3 separate regions of the Homo sapiens genome follow, and regions 2 and 3 are each linked to region 1. The links are chromatin contacts, found by Hi-C in ENCODE. All regions are on one chromosome and are shown on one strand. Each heading gives the region's core, a stretch centred on a gene start or an enhancer-like site at or near the end of the contact. The rest is flanking DNA. Distances are from core to core; before and after follow the strand shown.

The links. A loop is a pair of places that touch in the nucleus more often than their neighbours do. Pooled maps may share reads with other maps.
Region 2: a loop to region 1 is called in a map of B cell, with 19 times the contacts of the local background. The contact joins the promoter of TMEM164 here to the promoter of PSMD10 in region 1. A Hi-C loop is called at or near these places in 1 of 168 maps with a recorded cell type or tissue (B cell), 2 of 37 single-sample maps with no recorded cell type and 9 of 50 pooled maps.
Region 3: a pooled map shows a loop between it and region 1 (5-fold over the local background). The contact joins the enhancer-like site here to the promoter of PSMD10 in region 1. A Hi-C loop is called at or near these places in 3 of 50 pooled maps.

The regions. Positions count from the first base shown.
Region 1 is chrX:108,088,869-108,093,811 of GRCh38, forward strand. It overlaps PSMD10 (proteasome 26S subunit, non-ATPase 10), which reads right to left and starts at 2,674. Exons shown (of 5, transcript NM_002814.4): 1 at 2,539-2,674. The coding sequence starts at 2,652. It overlaps ATG4A (autophagy related 4A cysteine peptidase), which reads left to right and starts at 2,910. Exons shown (of 13, transcript NM_052936.5): 1 at 2,910-2,968. The coding sequence starts at 2,959. RefSeq lists enhancers at 2,423-2,822, 2,873-3,112.
Region 2 is chrX:110,000,829-110,005,771 of GRCh38, forward strand. TMEM164 (transmembrane protein 164) reads left to right here and starts at 2,286. Exons shown (of 7, transcript NM_032227.4): 1 at 2,286-2,350; 2 at 2,673-3,336. The coding sequence starts at 2,947. RefSeq lists a silencer at 1,531-2,390 and an enhancer at 2,493-3,148.
Region 3 is chrX:106,892,067-106,897,009 of GRCh38, forward strand. No RefSeq gene overlaps it. Among named protein-coding and RNA genes, the nearest start is that of RIPPLY1, 8.8 kb to the right of the region's middle. RefSeq lists an enhancer at 2,589-3,113. Within about 2 kb of position 2,730, at least 5 of the 41 ENCODE cell types and tissues checked have a DNase peak (open chromatin) inside an H3K27ac peak, as active enhancers do.

The sequences.
Region 1 (4,943 bases), core at 1,424-3,923:
AGAAACATTCTTGAAATAGAAGGCAAAAAAGCAAGAAAAAAAATACTGGTGCTGGCAAATCTATAGTTTGAAAATACGAAATGCAGAGCACTGGATCCTCAGGTAGGTAACCTTAAACTATATTACTTACTGGTATAAGACAGATGAAGGTTTAAGTAACATGGGGAGAATGACATTGATGAACATACGTAATTCTGGGCAGAATACGACAAGGAAAGTAGTAGAGCAAGAAACTGATTTCAATGCTTTGACAGAAATACATCTTTGGTTGTTTTACTATTACATTATTTACGTACTTTTATGTCAGGCACTGTGCTGGGAGTTTTACATGTATAGTATCATTTAATTCCTACCATTCTACACAGTGCTTATTATCTCCATTTTTCAGATGAGGAAACTAAAACTCCTCAGGGTAAGCAACTTGTGGACGGTCATATGGATACTAAATGGTGAAGTTGGGGCACAACTGTCAGTGAAGTTCTGACTCTGAAATCTCTACTACCACACTGACCTCAAGTTAGATGCTGTAGAAGGAACACATGAATCTAATGGGGGAAGAAATGTTCATTAAACTAGTTGAAATTATCTAGAATTTAAAATCATAAATAAATTAGAAATATAATTTAGAAAACACAACACACAGAAAACAAGAAAATTACTTTTTATAAAAAATAATAAGCTATGGCCGGGTGCGGTGGTTCACGCCTATAATCCCAGCACTTTGGGAGGCTGAGGTGGGCAGATCACCCGAGGTCAGGAGTTCTAGACCAGCCTGGCAACATGGTGAAACTCCGTCTCTACTAAAAATACAAAAGTTAGCCAGGCGTGGTGGCAGGCGCCTGTAATCCCAGCTACTTGGGAGGCTGAGGCAGGGGAATCGCTTGAACCCGGGAGGCAGAGGTTGCAGTGAGGTGATACGGCACCACTGCACTCCAGCCTGGGCAACAAGAGCGAAACTCTGTTTCAAAAAATAAATAAATAAAAATAAATAAAAATTAAAAAAGCTATAGTAGTCATTATTTGTCAAAGGGAATCCCTATTTGCAGTGACTGCTATACTTCTTAGCCCCACAGAATAGAAAATGGTATTTTAAACTCTATTACAAAAAAATTTCAAACACAAAAATAGAGGGAATAGAATAGAAACCCACAGGCCTACTGCTTAGATTTAACAACAAACATCTTGCCCTATTTGCTTTAACTAGTTTTTTCCTTGCTGAGCTTTCCAAAAACAAATCCTAAATATCATGACTTTTCACCCTTCTCTTTCAGTATGTAAAAAATAAAGGTATTTCTTATATAACTATGAGACCATTATTACACTTACTAAAATTAACACTAACTCCTTTAGAATGTCTAATATCCGGTCTGTATTCAGATTGCCCCCAACTGTCTCCCAAATGTCTTTTTGCAGTTGGTTTGTTTAAATCAGGAACCAGACGAGATCCATAAATTGCATTTCTTCATGTTTTTTACGTCTCTTGATGCTGAATAGTTCCTTTCCCTTTTTAAGCCACTGACTTGACTGAAGAATGGTTAAATTTCCAATGGAGTATTAAATCTTAATATAAAGTATTACATTTAAATTTAAATCCTTAAATATCACCAGACCATAATGAAGTAAACCAGGTAAAGATAAGGCCATTTTCAGGTTGAGTAATAAAGGAAAGTTCCAGAAAAGAGAAAACAGTCTCTTGATTTCTAATTCTCTCCCAAAAGACACAAAATGGAGATCTGTAAGTATGGGACAGTCTCACTAGTGCTTACGACACTGTCTGCGAAACACAAGGCCATCTATAAATATTTGTGGGCTTACTAAAGGCACCATGAATCCTAGAAACTGAGGATGAAAGCACGAGAGTCCTGTGAGCAGGAGGGCAGAAAGAAACACTTCTAAACTTCTGTCTACCTCTGCTTAGAATGTCCACTCATTCCCCCATGGAAATCCCACTCATGCTTCAAAGTCTAACTAACCTTCCCTTCTTTGCAAAAACTTTTCCAATTAACGACAGTCATATTCAGCATCAGATCCTCCTATTAACGTGTTCTGAAAGCACCATGTAAACTTCTCTGCCGAGTATTTACCACAATTTGTAATCGGACATGTTTTTGTGCTTATTTTATTGTCTGCATCTTCCACTCCACCGTATCCCCAGCTCCTAGCAAACTGCCTGGCACGGAAGGGGCGTTCAATTTCACATGCGTTACTGAATACAGTTACTAGTAAAGGTAAATAAATCCATATAAAAAGCCTTCCTTTTCACTGATTGGGAGTTTCTGAGAAATGCGGTAGACGTTCTAGAACTATCCAAAAATCAGGGAGCGGAGCTCCGGGCCAACGGGAAAATATCTGAGGTCTGTGGGGCTAGCTCCCGCAGGCCTATCGCGAGTCCCGAGGTGACCCAGGGGGACTGCTTGGGGCGGCGGGGGCGGGGTTCTGCTTCTCTCAGAAACGGGGCCTCCGCTAGGGCCGGGCCCCGAAAGCCACGTAGGGCTTCGCCGACGTCGCCGACTGCGGAGAGACCTAGCGTTGCTTTACCTGGTCAGTTCTAGTAGCCAGGGATTTATCGGCCAGAATACTCTCCTTCAACTCTTCCAGCTTCCCGCTGTAGGCCAGGTTGCAGACCATTAGGTTAGACACACACCCCTCCATTTCGCTGTCCCAGCAACTACTTGTCGCGCGAGCAACGCCCGCCTCACGTCGCCGGCTCCGGCTACGCCAGTCAAAACAGCCGTTAGAGCTTCACCAATCACCGGCCTTCCTCGTTCCCTTTTCTTTTCCCGTCGCGCGGCGCCTCTGGGAGTTGCAGTTTGAGAGCAGTTCCGGGCAGGGAGGCGCCTTTGCTGCCCTCACAGACTTGGCCCCTAGCAGTGCAGAACTACAAGTCCCAGGGATCCTAGCGACCGTCCGTCCGTAGTCAAGTTGCCGGTGGAATTGGCCCAGGATGACAGCTGGAGAATGGAGTCAGGTACGGGGAGCGGCTTTGAGTGGAACCGTGTGAAAGAGCCGGGGTGGGTAGTCGCTGGCGGGTCGTTGAGTCGGCCATATGAAACAGGTTCGGGGGCAGGGCAAGAGTTATGAGAGCCTAAAGGTCCTGTCCCCCGGGGTTCCTGACCTGCAGTGGCAGGCGGAAGGGACAAGGGTTGGAGCTGAGTACTACCTACTGAGCTCGAACCGGTGACTGTGGCTACCCTCCCCCTCCCTGCCACCGCCTAGGGAGTGGAAAGAAGTGGGGGTTAATTACTCTGACATCTCGGCGGTGTGGCATCAGGACAGGGTTCTACCACAGCAGTGATAGCATATGGCACCGTACTGAGGTGATGTGCCAGGGTGATGCCAAAGGCAGGGTGTGATGCCGTGGGAGCCACCTGATATCTAAGAGACCTCGGTGAGTCCATAGCCTGGTGACATCACAGCTTGATGAGGGTCATCTTAAGGATACCGGGCTGTGGTGTTGGCATTTTAATATCACGATATTAACTATGTTGTCAAGGCTTTGCTACAACTATTAAGCTAATAGTGTTTCTTTTTATAGAAATCCCAAATAGTGCCATAGCAGAAGCAATGCAAGACTGATCCTTTATAGGGCATATCCAGAGGACATTATGCCACAACTAGGTAACGATAAGAATACATTCAAGAAAGAGACTCATGATGTTTATGTTTATCCTGTTATAGTGTAGAACAGGAGTTGGGAAACTTTCTGTAAAGAGCCAGATAGTAAATATTTTAGGCTTTGTAGGCCAAAAGGCAAAATCAAGAATATTTTGTTGGTACTTTTATGACAAAAGAGAAAACAAATTTCAACAAATTTTTATTGATGAAATTCAAAATATAATAGTAATTGAGTACTTTTTTTGTAATACAGGAAGACTACCAATGAGAAGAATAGAATTCTTTTTAGGGGATAATATTTTGCTTAATTGGGGCTCAGAATTAGTGTTCCCTATTGTCAAAATTGATTTTAAGTGTTCATCTGTTAATGCTGATCTGTTAGGAAATTTTTACCTATTTAATCTTTGAAAATGTCATTTTACATAGATAGGTACTGCCAAATACTGATATCAATTCATAAACATATACTTTTTTATTTTTATTTTTATTTAATTTTTCAAAAATTTCAGAATAGTTGTAGATTTATAGAAAAGTTGCAAGGTTAGTAGAGTTCCTGTATAACACTCACTCAAAATGAGGCACATTTTACATATCATAAAATTCACTGATTTCAAGTGCATAATTAAATGATTTTTGGTAACTTTACTGAAGTGGGGCAACCATCACCATAAATCAGTTTTAGAACTTTTTGATCCCTCCAGTAAGGTCCCTCATGCCTATTTATAGTTAATCAATCCTCTGTCCCATTCCCAGCCCCAGACAACCACTAATCTACTTTTTTGTTTCTATAAATTTGCCTATTCTGGACATTTTATATAAATGAAATCATACAATATGCAGTCTTTGTGTCTGATTTCTTTCACTTAGCATAATATTTTTGAGATTCATCCATATTGTAGTATGTATCAGTACTTCCTTACTTTTTTATTGCTGAATAGTATTCCATTTTATGGATATAACACATTTTTATCTGTCTACTCACTATTAGATAGGCACATCAGTTTCCAATTTTTGGCTACTATGACTAGTGCTGCTAAGAAGATTAGTATGTAAGTCTTCGTGCGGACATATTTTTTTCATTTCTCTTTGATAGATACTTAAGGGTGGAGTTACTGGATCACAGGGAAAATTTATGCTTAACTTCTTAAGAAACTGCAAAACTGTTTTCCAAAATGGCAGCAACATTTTGCACTTCCACTAGCAATGTATGAGAGTTCCTGTTTCTCCACATCCTTGCCAACATTTGTTATTTACTGTGTTTTTTGTTATAGCCATTCTAAGTGGGTGTGAAGTGGTGTCTCATTGTGGTTTTAATTTATAAATTATAA
Region 2 (4,943 bases), core at 1,036-3,535, 1.9 Mb after region 1:
TCTATTAAGAAAGTAAAGGAATAAAGAATGGCTACTCCATAGGCAGAGTAGCAGCTTGGGCTGCTCAACTGATAATTCTTATGGTTATTTCTTGATTATATGCTAAACAAGGGGTGGATTATTCATGAGTTTTCTGGGAAAGGGGTGGGCAATTCTCAGAACTGAGGGTTCCTCCCCCTTTCAGACCATATAGGGTAACTTCTGGACGCTGGTGGGAGTGACTTTTAGCATGCTAATGCGTTATAATTTGCATATAATGAGCAGTGGGGACGACCAGAGGTAACTGTCATCACCTTTTTGGTTTTAGTGGGGTTTGGCCGGCTTCTTTACTGCATCCTGTTTTATCAGCAAGGTCTTTGTGACCTATAATCTTGTGCCGACCTCCTATCTCATCCCGTGACTTGGAATGCCTAACTTTTTGGGAATGCAGCTCAGTAGGTCTCAGCGTCATTTTATCCAGGCCCTGTTCAAGATGGAGTCGCTCTGGTTCTAACGCCTCTGACACTTGGAGAACATCAGGCCTATGGTAGATGTTGTACAAAACTTGGAGTCAGACAAGGCTACCTGGCTGTACTTGTTCGGAAAACCAGACTTGGAAAAAACGGGAGGGCGATGGCCTGATAATACAGTAGATTGCATTTTATGTTTTGAGCCTGGCTTGCAGCCAACATCCAAAAGTGTTTCCTAGGCAAGGTGCCTAACTGTGTTTTTCTGGATATTCTTCTAACTCATCGTGAGTCTTCAATAAATATTAAATAAACATGAGGAAGGTCCTGAGAAGGTCCTTTTACTGACCCTTGTCTCAAGAAAAGCAAATAGCCGATCGGTAAAAAGCAGCAGGTAGGAAGAGGGGATTTTATTTCCGTCAGTTGCCCTTATCCAGGTTTTGGGCTTAGTGCTGCTCCTCCACACTCATATAGTCCTGGCTGGCTTTTCCACGCATAGGTTAGGAAGCAACTGCTCTGGGGAGGGGGAAGGGGGGAAGAGGGGGAGGGAAAGAGGTCACGGGAAGCCTCCCTTCCTCCCACTGGCCTACCATTGAAGGCCTGTCAGGAGAAAGGAGAGAAGTGGGAGAGGGAGAGGGTGTGGCAGGGGTGGTCTGTGTGGCAAGAGGTAGAGAGAAAATAGTGGATCAGAGCAGGAGGGGGAGGAGCAGGGAAATGAAGCTCCTGTCCTAGGCACTGAAGTGTGGAGTGGGGCTGTGGCTAGAAAGGGGAGAGAAGATGCCTTTCTGGCCTTGCATGAGTCGTGGCAGAAAGGAGGAATCGCGAAGAGGAGCCGGCCATACCCAGCACACACCCCGAAGCCAAGCTGCTCATTACTAGAAAGGCTTATTCCCCCACAAGAAGTTAGTGCGGGCCAGCTAAGTGCCTACTATGTGTGCAGTATAGAAAGAAGTGCCCTGGAGAACCAGGTCGCGGGAGGCGGAGCCAGTCAACAGGGCTTCACCGAGGGGGCGAATTCTGTACACGGTTGTGAAGGAGGGTGGCTGTGCACGCGTGCAGGCTCCGAGTGCAGAAGACGAGGCAGGCCAGGGAGGAGGCGGAAGGAGGCGGAGCCTGAGCCGGAGGAGGGAGGAGGAGGGAGGAGGAGGAGGGAGAGCCGAAGCCGCGGAGGGTGGGAGGTGTGAATGGTGGACGGGTGAGGGGAGTGCCAGAGGCAGAAAAGGGAAGGAGGCGAGGAGGAGTAGTCGTGGCCCGAGGGCGTGTGGTGGGGCGAGAGCTGAACTGGACGGGAGGAGGGAGGCAGTGGCGGTGGCAGCGGGGAGGGGGAGGAGAGAGGGAGGGGAAGAAGGAGGAAGCGAGCGCGGCTGCTGCAGGGGGAGGAAGACGGGGAGGAGGAGCCGTGCGCCGCGGCGGCGGCCGCCAGGGGAACCGAGCGCCCGGCGCGGAGAGCGCGGGAGCGGAGCAGTAGCCCGATCCGGGGCCGCGGGCCGAGCTGCCGGTGAGTGAAGCCCCGAGGGGCGCGGCGGCCGGTCCCCGGGGCTGGGCGGGAGGCGCGGGAGGTTGCGGCGCCGGGGAGGAGGGAGGGGGGCCGGCTTTAGTCCAGGGGCCGGCTTTAGTCCAGCCCCCGGCTGGCCCGGCCTCCCGCCTTCCCTCTGGCTTCCTCCCTCCGCTGCCTGCGCGAGGGGGGCAGGTCCCGGGCGGGCCGCGGGCTGGGGGTGGTGCTGCCCGGAGGGCGGGCGTCTAGGGCCGGAGGGTGGAGCTGGGGGTTCGGGGGTGTACCCGGGGGCGGGAGGCTGGACAAGGACGGCTCTAAATTGGCTGGAGGGGCCCGTCGGCGGCGAAGTTGCTAGCTGGGGGCAGAGACGGCCACGCGGTTGCAGGAGTAAGAGATCCCTCTGTGGCGAGTGCGTGAGACGAGGAGTCCGGCGTCCCTGCCATCCCCGTCGCCCTCCCCGCCTGCTCGGCCCCGCTAGCTCCTCTCCTTGCCTCCGCGTGTCCCCTAGCTCTGACCCCTTTTGGCTCCCGGTTCGCTGCCGCAGCACTGCCGGGTCTCCTTGGCCCCCGCCCTGACCCTTTCGGCCTCCGGCTTCCCCTGACCCCTGCTTGCTTCGCCACTGCCCCGTTCCCGTTTTCTTCCCTCGCTAGTTACCCCTCCCGCTTCCTAATTCCCGGTGCAATTGCCTCTTTGAGACCTCTTTTTTTTTTTTTTCCTCTCCTTCCTTTTAGATTGGCCAACGGCTCCTTTCAACCCTGCCTCGTTGGTGGCCACTGGAGAAGCGCGGGGGGCTCCCCCAGACAGCCGTGGGGACAAGTTAGAGCCAGCACTTTACCCCGGGCCTTGCGTGTAGCTTCCCCTCCCCTACTCTCGGTGCCCTGGTGTCTGGAGGGGGGTTGTGGGGGTGTGCCCGCCTTACATGGTCCACCACCCGGGCAACCCTCTGGGCTTGTGTTCCATCTCACTCTTGCTTCCTGTACTGTGGTCAAGGGGAACCACTGCATCATGTCCCGGTATAGCTACCAGAGTCTCCTGGACTGGCTCTATGGGGGCGTGGACCCCAGTTTTGCAGGCAATGGGGGCCCCGACTGTGCTGCCTTCCTCTCTTGGCAGCAGCGGCTGCTGGAAAGTGTGGTGGTCCTGACCCTGGCTCTGTTGGAGATCCTGGTGGCCCTGCGGCACATCCTGAGGCAGACGAAGGAGGACGGTAGGGGTAGCCCTGGCAGCCAGCCAGAGCAGGTGACCCAGCGGCCAGAGGAAGGCAAGGAGAGCCTGAGCAAGAATCTGCTCTTAGTAGCCCTGTGCCTGACCTTCGGGGTGGAGGTGGGCTTTAAGTTCGCCACCAAGACCGTCATCTACCTGCTCAACCCCTGTCACCTGGTCACCATGATGCATGTGAGTCTGTTGACTTTTTCCTGGGCATCCTAAGTGATAAGAGTCATTTATGTGCTCAGGACACTCCATAGTGTACAGCACCTCATCCCGGCGGGCAGGGGGACCTTTAAAAATGATTTTCCAACGAGTGGCTGCCTTTGTGCCGATTTCAGGTTTGGCTTTCTTTCACCTTTGCACAGTGCGTCAGCCCCACAGTGGAGGTGAGGAACCTTGTGCCTGAACCCTAGGAACGACTGGCACTCACCCTGGCTGCCCCTCCCTTCCAGCCCAGCCCAACCCTGCCGTGCCCTGGGCTTTCACAAGCAGGAATTCCAGCCCCAGCCAGGTGCCCTTTCTGAATCACATCAGTGGACCATGACCCAGCTCCCTTGCCTTCTGTGGTAGTTAATTTCCCAGGGGCCTGGTGACACTCTTTCCTGGAGGTGGTCGCATAAACTTTCTCATCTACACTGTGGTACTTTGGGGAAATACTTTTACAGGTTTCTCTTAATGACTCTTTCATTTGGGAGTGTATGCTCTTAGAGTGAGGTCTGCCTTTGCATTTTGAGGCATTGGAGCAGCACCAAGCTCCTACTAAATGAGTTCTGAAGCAGGTCCCCAGGCTGACATGTGTACTTTGGGCTGGTGATCACTATGGTGAGAGGGTATTTCTTTTTTTGCAAACCTCTCCATCCTATTACTGTCATTCTGTCTCCTATGGTCATAGTCCAAGGGTGCTTAGGAAGCTGATTTCTTTACCTCATCGACTTCCACCCATTAGCGGTGCTAAGGAAAACAAATGGGATTGAAAAGGCAAGTTGCCAGATACATAAAAATAATCTGGGTGAGGACCAAGAGTGAGACTGTCTGTATTCAGCCTGTGTGGAGAGATGTTCTAAAGCTATAAAATCATGGAGGAGGAGGAAGAGGAGACTGGGAGAGCAATCAGTCTTTTTTAGATTTCAGGCTGTGGAAAACCGGGTGTGTTTTATTCAGGGGCAGTTTTGAAACCTGTCATTAGCATCTTTACTGCCTTTATGTTTGTAGAAGGTTATTCTTTGGAGACTTGTGACAGCCTAGCTTGGGGCAGGAGGTTGAGATTATTATCTCCATTTTACAGGCCTGGAGGGGTTTAGGAATGGCAGGTCATTTGCTTGCAGCCAGAAGATGAATTAGTGCCTGGGTTAGAAAGCAAACTCATCCACCTTGAGGTTGCAAGCTGTCAACCCCAAAGTGAGGGTGGCAGTGGGTGGTGGGGCAGTCCTGTGGGAAGACTCAGGCAGATGAGCACCACACTGTCTACCCATGGCTTGGATACTTGCTTGCACTGTGTTCCTAGGAACTCATTTGATTGCAGGCTTCTGGATGTGGTGAATGACCCCAGCCCCTTCCCTTCTTGCAGATATGGTAAGAAGGTATGGATAACTTTGGAATAAAGTGGCTGTTTTTGATTGGGTGGCTGTAAGCATCGGGGCTGGAGTGGGCAGCATTTTTTAAGAGAGGGCTTCTTGGGAAGTGATGCCATTCACAGGAAGTCCAGGGCTGTCCCAGCTAGACCTTCTGTGTAAATTTGAGCCAGTCTTCTTTCTTTCTTTTTTTATGAATGGGCTTTTTGTTAATGATAGGAA
Region 3 (4,943 bases), core at 1,480-3,979, 1.2 Mb before region 1:
GAAGCACGGAGAGAGGGTTAAAAATGTTTTGCTTCCCTAATATTAGAGAGGGAGTACACTTGCTGTTCCACATATGTCTATTGGGGAGAGATTGATTTCAATGTTGGCTCCCGCTCTCGAGTTGCCATGGTGATGAGCAAGTAAAAAACAAGTGATAGCAGAAAGAAAAATTCAGTGCCACCCAGAGATCCAACACTCCAGAAGGAAGTAACAAGCTTCCCCTCTGAGCAGAACCAAGCTTGCCAGTGTCACATGGGGGCTAGGGAGAGGGTGTTTGGGCTCTATGATTTGTTATCTCAGCAGTGCTCATTTTGTCACCAGTGTGTTAGAATGAGAAAACACGGCCACTGCTACTGACAGCCAAGCCTGCATCCTCTGCCCCCAAAGTAATATCAAATGACACTGAGAGCTTTGAGTTATTATCGTACTGCTTCTCTCAGTGCCTACAAACAGATGCTGCCATCAGGACCCATGCTGCTGACATGCATCAACACCTCCCAATTTTTGTGCTGACTAGGGACAAGGCTGCCCTTCTGAGACACTGATGGTTATGTCCAACACAAAAAGAGTGGCTAAGTCAAGCTGGCTGTGAGTACAGGACAGCAGCTAATTCTTTAGCAGTGCATGCAGCTTGGCTGAAAAGATAATGTTCACCTCTCTGCAAACCCATCATCTAACATTTAATTGTATTCTTTGCATGTTTCGGAGATGTAGCTGTCTTGGGTCACCAGTCCTGGCAACATGGCACCACTTCTTATAGGTAAAGAATCATAGTTTGATAGTTTCCTGGAGATACAACCTTGGCCTCAGTAGAAGCAGGAGATTGGTGTCAAAGTGTAGTGGTGTGGCCTTCAAAAGTAAGTTCTGTCCTGGATTACAAGTGCTTCATATTTAGTCAGAGCTTAAGGCCCTGGACGATTGCAAGGGTTGGTAGAAAGCACTGGACTCAACATCGAGATTCTGGAGGTTAGTTCTGACTCCTGCACTGACTTGCTATGCAACCTTGAGCAAGTCATTTCCCATGTCATCATCTTCAATATCCTCATTTAAAAATGTTACCGGGTACAGTGGCTCATGCCTGTAATCCAATTTGGAAGGCTGAAGTAGAAGGATTGCTTGAGCCCAGGAGTTCAAGACCAGCTTGGACAACAAAATGAGACCACTGTCTCTATTTAAAAAAAAAAAAAAACAGCAGAGCATGATGGCACACGCCTGCAGTCCTAGTTACTCAGGAGGCTGAGGTGGAAGTATTGTTTGAACCCACGAGTTTGAGGCTGCAGTGAGCTATGATTGAGCCACTACTCTCCAGCCTGGGTGACAGTGAGGCCCCGTATCTAAAACAAAATGAAAAAAAATGAGAGTACTGGGAGTATTAAGAGATTCAAATGAGATCACGGAGGTAAAGTTGCTTTGAAACACAGAAAGAGCGTAGCACCTGTGTAAAGCAAGCTTATTAACATTCCCAGAATATTGAAGGACAAAGATGTGCAGTCCAAGATTCTTGAAAGTGTGCATGGAGAAAAGCAAGTATCTTAGCCCATGTCTTTCCCATAAGCTTCAGGGGAGTGTGTTGACAGTAATTGGGGCACCAGGGTTTAGTAGAGCTAGATAGATAGTGTATTAGTCTGTTCTCATGCTGCTAATAGAGACATACCCAAGACTGGGTAATTTATAGGAAAGAGGTTTAATTGACTCACAGTTCCCCAGGGATGGGGAGGCCTCAGGAAACTTAGGATCATGATGGAAGGAGAAGCAAACAAGTCTTTGTTCACATGGCAGCAGCAAGGATAACTGCCAAGCAAATTGGGGAAAAGCCCCTAATAAAACCATTAGCTCTTCTGAGAACTCACTATCATGAGAACAGCAGCATGAGGTAACCGCCCCCATGATTCAGTTACCTCCCACCAGGTCCCTCCCGATGACATGTGGGGATTATGGGAACCACAATTCAACTTGAGATTGGGGGCAGGGGGGACACAGCCAAACCATATCAGATGGGAAAGGCAAGGGAAGTCAAAGTGGTGACGACTATTATGATAGCATGTGTCAAAAAAGAACAATTATTAGATGTGTATACATTCATATATACACCTATGCACAATGTATAGTAGTGTGTGTACATGTATATATAAATATATGTGCATGTCTCTATCACATCTGTAATGTGCCAAGTACTCTGCCAGCCCCTTACATATGCTGTCTCATTTAATTCTTACATTAACCCTGTTAAAATGGTATTATTATCATTCCTATTTTATACATGAAGAAACTAAGGCTTAGAGACATTTTCTCATGGTCACTTAGCTAACAAGGAGTCGAGCCAGTATTTGAACCCAGGTTTGGTTTAAATCCAGAGTCTGTCCCTATAACCACCAGGTACAAAACAGTGCTGGCCATAGAATCCTCTGGATGGATGAGCCCTGCTCATCCTGGGCTTTGTGCTGTAGGTTTAGAGCTCAGCCACTAGAGGGGGCTGCCTGTCTTGCTGTTAGCGAAAACGAATTGAATCGCTAGGGACTTGGAGGCCGCTGTTCTCTCCCTTGGATGGAAGACTTCTAGAAAAACCCAGAGCCTGACTCCAGCTGGTTCCTGGTCTCTCCCTCAACCTCTTTTAATTCACACTTGGTCCCAGGCCTCAAGGTGTCCCCAGTGATGGGGATAGCAATGCCTTTTTGTGACAGTTTACACACTTCTTTCCCCGTAGGCTGCAGGAGGCCAGGGTGAGCTGCCTGCCCTAAGGGACTTTCAGGGCTTCTCTGGGGGAATAAGGAGGAGGGAAGGAGGAGCCTAGTAGTTAAGAGCCAGGACTCTGTAGTCGCACTGTCCTGTTCTACCCCAGCTTCCCACTCATTGCCTGTGCTACTAACAGGTCACTTCACTTCTCTGAGTCCCAGTTTCTTATCTGTAAACATTAGGATGCCCCACCACCACCACCACCCAGTTCAGGATAAAGTGTGTGTGGTGCCAAGCACAGTGCCTGGGATAGAACGGGAGAGCTCAGCAATTGGTAGTTCCTCCCACTTTTCAGCCAGAGTGAGACATGCCCAGCCAGGGCCCATTCCACTCTGAGGCAGCACAGCACCGAGGGGCAGGAACAGAATTCCCTCATCCCCCTCTCACCCCTGGTAGCCCTGTGCCCACAGCCCAGGTGCTGTGAGAGCCTGCCACTGCCGGGCAGGAGGTCCCCAAACATTCCTCCCTCAGTGACACCTTTCAGAGGCCCTCAGTGTTTCCTGGCCCCTGGCCCAGAGTTCTTCATATCCTCTGACTCACTTCCCTGCAGCCAGAACTTAAATCTTTTCTCCCTTGCCCTCCCACAGATTTAATCCTTCAGCAAACCCTGTTGATTCCACCTCCTGAAAGCACAGGGCTCTGGTGTCAGGCAGCCCTGAACTCTAGTTCTGCCACTTACCATTAATGTAACCTGGAGCAATTGCTGTCATCTCTCAAATCTTGGATCGGTCATTTATTAATTACGTGACCTTAAGATTCCTTAACCTCTCTGAACCTCAGTTTCCTCATCCATAAAACAAGGAAAATAATAGTGCTTGAGTTTTAGGGTTGCCATAAGGATTCAATGAGGTAAAATGTGTAAAAAGCCTGACGCTTAGAAGGTGCCACAATTTACCAACTGTGTGATTTGGGGCAAGTTTTAAAAACCACTCTAAGCCTCAGTTTTCCCAACTGTACCTATCCTTCAAAGTTGTTGTATTAAAGGAGTTAATCCATGTAAGGTTCATAACAAGAATTCCAGAATTATCAGCTGTTCTAACTCTTATCCTCCTAGGTATCCTATTGTCTAGTCTTCTCTGGACAGGGAAAGCCCCACTCCCACACCTGTGGGTGTCACCACCTCCTACTCCCCCGCCCCCCTGCCACCCCGCACTGTGACTTTATGGCTCTCTAGTGGACAGACAGTTCATCTCCTCTCTTCTCCAGTCTCCTGTTGTAAACTGGTGACCTGACTTCACTGTTTTACTTGTCATGGCCTGGTGTTGGTTCCTGTATTTTTTACTTAATCACTGCTGACAAGGCTTGTAGCATCTTCCATGCAGGCACACAAACCCAGGCACAGAAACCCAGCTAACTCTTAGTTTTCTCATTAATAAGTGGGGATAATAATAAGACCTATCTCTAGGACTGTTGTGATTACAAGTACCACACAAGATGATGGGTGTAACGTCAGTAGCAAGTGCTGTGGCACCCGCTGTCAGAGCAGTCATTCCTTGTTGGCTTTCTGTATCTGGGTTTCTGTGTTTCCATGGAGGTTGTCACGAGCCTTGCCAGCCAGGGGATAAACCAAAAACACAGGAACCAACACCATGTTCCTGATAGGCCAAAACAGTGGATTCAGGTCTGCTAACAACCTTATTTGGGATGGGGATTGGCCACCATTTGGCAAAAGGGAAGTGGGGAGGAAAGGAGACAATGTATCTACCCACTAGATGGGTCACACAGGCACAGTTTTGAGGAGGGGGTGAGAGGTGAGGGTTTGTAACACCCACTGGGTAGGCAGAGGGCTTTCCGTGCTGAGGCAAAGGAGAATAGGCGACTATTTTAATGAGCATGTGCTGTGTGGGGAAGAGGTGTGACACAATAAAGAACTACAGTCAGGAGTTCAAGACCTGCCTGGCCAACATAATGAAACCCCATCTCTACTAAAAATACAAAAATTAACTGGGCGTCGTGGTGCACACCTGTAATTCCAGCTGTTCGGGAGGCTAAGGCAGGAGAATTGCTTGAGCCTGGGAGGCGGAGGTTGCAGTGAGCCAAGTGCCACTGCACTCCAGTCTGGGCAACAGAGTGAGACCCTGTCTCAAAAAACAAACAAACAAAAAACTATAGAGGTTGTAGTGAAAGGGTTAAGAGCAGAGAGCTGACCTTGACACTTGAGGGGAGTGGGCCTATGATTTGAGCCAGCATGCAGCAGAAAAGGCATTTGA